Linked DNA regions of Homo sapiens: region 1 is linked to region 2. Evidence: chromatin contacts called from ENCODE Hi-C or POLR2A ChIA-PET data. All regions are on one chromosome and are shown on one strand. Each heading gives the region's core, a stretch centred on a gene start or an enhancer-like site at or near the end of the contact. The rest is flanking DNA. Distances are from core to core; before and after follow the strand shown.

The links. A loop is a pair of places that touch in the nucleus more often than their neighbours do. ChIA-PET counts read pairs that join two places held with the same protein, here RNA polymerase II (POLR2A). Pooled maps may share reads with other maps.
Region 1: a map of endothelial cell of hepatic sinusoid shows a loop between it and region 2 (5-fold over the local background). The contact joins two enhancer-like sites. A Hi-C loop is called at or near these places in 3 of 168 maps with a recorded cell type or tissue (endothelial cell of hepatic sinusoid, gastrocnemius medialis and psoas muscle) and 1 of 50 pooled maps. POLR2A ChIA-PET finds 5 or more read pairs at or near these places in 4 of 52 experiments (BJ, MCF 10A, Panc1 and 1 more).

The regions. Positions count from the first base shown.
Region 1 is chr5:91,057,312-91,060,011 of GRCh38, forward strand. The region is part of intron 85 of ADGRV1 (adhesion G protein-coupled receptor V1); the gene reads left to right. Among named protein-coding and RNA genes, the nearest start is that of LUCAT1, 260 kb to the right of the region's middle. Within about 2 kb of position 1,365, at least 5 of the 41 ENCODE cell types and tissues checked have a DNase peak (open chromatin) inside an H3K27ac peak, as active enhancers do.
Region 2 is chr5:91,016,227-91,018,926 of GRCh38, forward strand. The region is part of intron 85 of ADGRV1 (adhesion G protein-coupled receptor V1); the gene reads left to right. Among named protein-coding and RNA genes, the nearest start is that of LUCAT1, 300 kb to the right of the region's middle. Within about 2 kb of position 1,285, at least 4 of the 41 ENCODE cell types and tissues checked have a DNase peak (open chromatin) inside an H3K27ac peak, as active enhancers do.

The DNA.
Region 1 (2,700 bases), core at 115-2,614, 41 kb after region 2:
ATTGTACCATCATAAAGGGAAGTGTTTGAAGATATTAGCTGGCCCAGCTCCACAATTAAGAAGTTTGGCTACAATTAAAAACTTAAGAATATCAGTCAAAAATATTTACTGTCTATTAGATCATCATTTTTTTAATGAGAAGAAATTTAGAAAGTGCATAAGGAGACAGCCTTACATTGTTTAAAGCCAGTTTTAGACTATTTGGACTTTTCTTATACATGCATGAGTATGCTCAGAAATTCAAATTACTCTGCTGTTCCTATTTTATTTCACTGCCCTGAAATCCTGTTGTTGAAACTACAAGACTTGAAAATAACAGGAACATCCTGTTGACAAAAATAAATTCCTTATGATAAAATATTTTTCAACTGAAGCCAATTTTTTTTGGATGGGGAAAGGGCCTTGGTGGGAGAGGGGATTGTGAGTGACAGAATGTTGGTTTGGGTTCATTGCTCTTTCCTCCTAGCTTTGCTCTCTCTCCTTCTAACGGAATTAGTTGTATTATTTTACATGAATTTTTGTATTATGCAAAAATGTTGATGTGTGGTGTCTTTGAAAACTGTTTTATGGAAGGAATACGTGTGTCTGTGCTGCCCAGGTATTACTAGTGAGTATTATACTTAGGAATGAGCATGTTTAGTGTGATGTTCACTAAACACTTGATTTATTCAATAGTCCCCTAACCCCTGGGAATGCATATGCAAAGAATAAAATGTTTCAGACATTTGCTTAACAAGGGATTTTAGATTATTTGCAGAATATGGTCCCTGAAAACATTTTAGGTTATTTTTCCATGGAGTCTGACTTACGCTGAGAAGCCTCATTATAGCACTGACCAGGAGTTTAAACAGTCAGGTGCTGGGCAGGCCTCAGAAGTCCTTGCACTTGGTTTCTTCACCCATCATGCTGGAGGGAGGGTGGCATGACCTCTACTATCCCTTCTAGTGCTCAGATTCAATGAAGGAACTTATTTTTTAAAGAAGGAAGTGCTGTTATCTTTCTAATGGGCAGCTCAGAATGGCAGGGATATTAATAGTGGCCTGCATTCCAATAGTCAACACTGAGATCTTCCAGCAGTCACCCCATCCAGAATGCAGGCTTTGAAAGGCTAGAAACCCTCCCTCTTCCATAAAATCGTTAGGTAATTGACCTTTTTTTTTTTTTGGCATCTTTTGCCCTCTTTTTGGAAGCTTTGTGGGAGTGGGACAGTAGTATGGAAGATAAGAAACCCTAAGTTTAAATCCCTAGAAAAGCCCCTGAACCAATAGTCAATTTACTGCTGCTAACACCACTGGCCAGACTGGTTTGTCAGTCACTGGTGGTGTGATGGTGTCATGTTGGGCTTCCTTATTACGTGCCTCTTTTTGAATGACCCATCATTACCTTGACTTTTCAAATTGGACCAAGTTTCAACACTGATTTTGCAGAAACACACATGAGTCATGAGGAAAAGTAGCAAAGGGAAAGTTTTCCTCCTTCCCCTCATGCGGACGTGCTGTGGACACAGGCAGACAATCATAATTGCATGACTGAGTCACCTTACACACCTGCTGATCGGTAAAGAACTCAAGAGAGAAAGAGCTGATTTCACCTGCCTCTTCCACAAAGTCTCCTGACTACCCCAACTGAGGCACTGTTTTCTTTCACTGAACTCATACTGCACAGCACTTTTCTCTGACACATAAATAAATGTGATGAATGTTCACACTTTCCTCTCTACTATTTGGTATCTTCTCTTTTTTAATGCAAATTAAATCTTGTATACTGTATACATAGGAGGATTTGGGCTTAGCAATAGACGACAGTGATCATGGTTATCTTTTATTGAGTACCTACGGCATGCCAGCCTCTGATCCAAGACCTTTACATGTATTCACTCATTTGGTTCTCACTGCACTCTTGTAAGGTAGATGCCATTGTTTTCCCTATTTTATTTTTTGGAAAACTGAGCTGTGGAGAAGCTACATACTGAGTATGTGGAGAAGCTACATAGTTGCAAAGTCAATAAGAGGTGTACCTGGGATCCTTCCAAATATCTGGCCTCAGAGCCTTCATTATTACCAGTATTTTTTTTGCAAGCAGAATTATTCTAACCCATCAGTAAAAGGCTTCTCCTCACTCTGTCCTTCCCCCTACATTATACCCTCAACAGCAAGATCATTTTCTTTTGAGAAGCTTCTTTACAAAAATCATAAAGGAGCTCTCTTGACATCTGTCTATCTAGCTCATTAGACGTGTCTAGTTTAGGGCAGTTCAAATTGGGACTTTTAAAATGTTGCCTCTACATATGTATGATCTAATTCTTACCACTTCAAAGCTTCAGGGAAAGTGAAATGTGTCATTTCCCCCTCAATATTGGGAATTCCCCATAAAGTGGATAAAATTTTAGCCTGTATTTCCTTTTAGTTTTACTTTCCTCTTCTGAAATTAATTCATGACCTCTATCTCAAGTTTTCTCCAGATTTTTGGCCCATATTTCTTTTTAACATTTATCAAATATCCCTTGCATATTGGCCTTTTACATTTCTTAAGTTTCCAGTTTTAACTGTAACATTGCAGGACACATAAAAATGATAAATAAATACTAATTAATAGTAACATCATAGACTAGCAACAATCCAATATGAGCATATTTAGGGTTTAGATATCTTAGTACATTTTTATGTACTAACCCATTACACAGCAAACACCAACGTCCTT
Region 2 (2,700 bases), core at 35-2,534:
ACAAACAATATCTTGTGTTTTTTAAGGATTTATTCATTATCTGGTTTCAGGTATTGTGTGGTAGGAAGTTCTTTAGAAATTACCAGACCCTGGAGGGTCCTTGTTCTTACACACTCTAGCCCCCATCCTAGTTCTCAGTCCCTGCAAGCTTCACACACATGTGAACAAATGCAGAGAAAAATTACTTGTGACCCAGGTCATTTACCTGGTCTCTTTTTCTGTCTTAATTTCCTTAAGCTGATTATTGATTACAAAGAAAACCTCTGGACTTTGGAGGTAGGGGAAATGCTGGCCAATATTTCATGAAAACCATTCACTGTCCTCTGCATCATTAGTAGAAGAAACAGACATGCAATCCTATAAGCCTACCAAAGGTCAGATTGATGAATTTTAGGTATCCTGTGGCAAATGGTGAAAATCAGAGATGACGCTCACCTGCTCCAGCTTGAGGATATAGACTAAGTTAAAATGGAATAAAAGATAATGTGACCAAAGAAAAGAAAGTCATTTAGTTCATTTTTTTGTTGTTCATCAATTCAATAAATATTTTTTAAGCACCTTCTATGTGCCAATTGCTCTAGTAGACACTAGAGATACAGTAATAAAAGTAGTCCCTGATATTAATCCTTGGTGTTAGTAAAAAGAGAAAGTACAGGGATGAAAAGGGAAGCTAATGAGGGAACAGAGAAACAGAGAAGAGAACTTTAACATTGATCTAGACTGTAATATGATTGGAAGACGTAGGGATATTCAGGATATAAACTGAAGAGTTCCAATGGGAGAACCGTTTATGAAATCATTGTTCCATTGCACTCAGTAGTACCAAGCAGTCCACAAGAATTGACACACATTTCAAACATGACTTACTACAAGCATGGCTTTCAAAATGGATATATGTGACTCATGAAGAGCCTTGTTCAATCTACTATTGCTAAACTTTCAATTTTGACATATTTTTCATTAAGAGGTGCTGTTCTGTCTTGCAATACTGATTGACCAGCCGCCAAACCACATGAACTACATTTGGACCACAATTGGCAGAATGTATTCTAATGTGAAAGATAATACAGCAAGTACTTCTTTGTAATTCCATGTTCAAAATGAAAGTATAAAATAAGCACCAAAAAAAAAATGATAAATTTTCCATTTAAAATGTACCAGTGGATCTGTGGGGGTCTATGAAATGTCTTTTGCTTTCCTATCTGAAGGAGAGCTCAAGTTGTTTATATTGTGCTGTTACTTCAGCAGTGAGTCAGGAACACTTTATCCTCCCGTGGCATGAATACAGGGGGTGATTGCAGGCAAAACAACCAGTCAGAGCAATTATTACATGCTCTTTGGAACTCTGTGCTGTGCCTCTTGGTAAATAGGATTTTATGATAAAAGCATCAAGATGTAGACATGTCACCAGTGATGTGAATTGTTGTTAAGTAGAGTTATAAGGTACAAATGTATGTATGCCCTTGGATGTGAATTTACCCCCAGGACAATGTTTTCCAGTGTGTGGTTTCCAGGTGACTTGTATCACTAGAAAATTTCGATTTCTAGTCTCCTACAGAGATTCTTATTTCTCAGGTCTAGTGTGGGCCCTGGGTGTCAGCACTTTGAACAAGTCCTCAGAGGATTCTAATGCAGATTGAGGTTTGAAAGCTATGGACCTAGAAGAAAAAGAATCACTTCCAATCAGTCAACATAACTAAATTGTTAACAGAAAACTATAATTTTATATATTCAGCAGTATAAAGTATATATGATATTCTGAAAGAATGTAAAACAAATATATTATATTGAGAGTATTCATAATCTACCCTACTATGTTTTTAACAAGTACATGCTGGATCTTCTATATTCACTTAGAAAAAGAAAATGATATACAGAGACCTAATAAAGAACCTGGTTCTGAAAGGGAAGGAAATACCTTTTCTGAAAGTCTCTGAGCATCTTTTCTCTCTTCTGACCTTGTCTGTTCTGAAAGATGAATGTCCTACAGGCAATCCCAGGGGGTCTTCCTAGACTGCAATTCTCCCTGCCCTTAAATATGTGGAGTTAACTGAAGCTCCAGACAGCTCAGCTCCAGATGAATTTCTCAAACAGTTCCTTCTGCTGTCCCGGGACCTGGCCAGAGATTCCATGGGAGATGCCTTTGGTAAACTGGATATGGGAGATTTACATAGCAGCATAGTGGGAGAGAGGTTTTGGCAGAGCCTCTTCAAGAGAAGTGTTGAAAGAAAAGCTGAGATTTATGTTACACAGTATCTTGACCTCAAGTAGTGTTTGCTTTGGGTTCTTAGGTGTGAAAGGCAACTTTTGCATTTCTAAAAAGAAGAAACTTGTAGGTCTTGCATACCATGTTTGCCCTAAGTCAGCTAAAGGGGAAAATGCAACTGGACATTCATACAAATAAATTAAGAAATTAATCTTAAATCCTTTTGTTAAATAGTCACATTTGGATTCCTTTATGAAGCTGTCTTCTAAAGCAGAGTTATACTGATTCAATAAATAAATATCCCTATATTTGATGAAGCAAACTTAGGATTCATGCTAATACAAATGACAGAAATCCAGTGTAAACTGCCATGGCTTAAGCCTTAAAGCTTAAGTAAGTTGGCGAATGACTGGCTTCAATCATTGCTGAATTCAGAGGTTCAAGATGTCACAGCATTCTGACTTTCACCATCTAGGTGTTGAGCCGGTGTTATA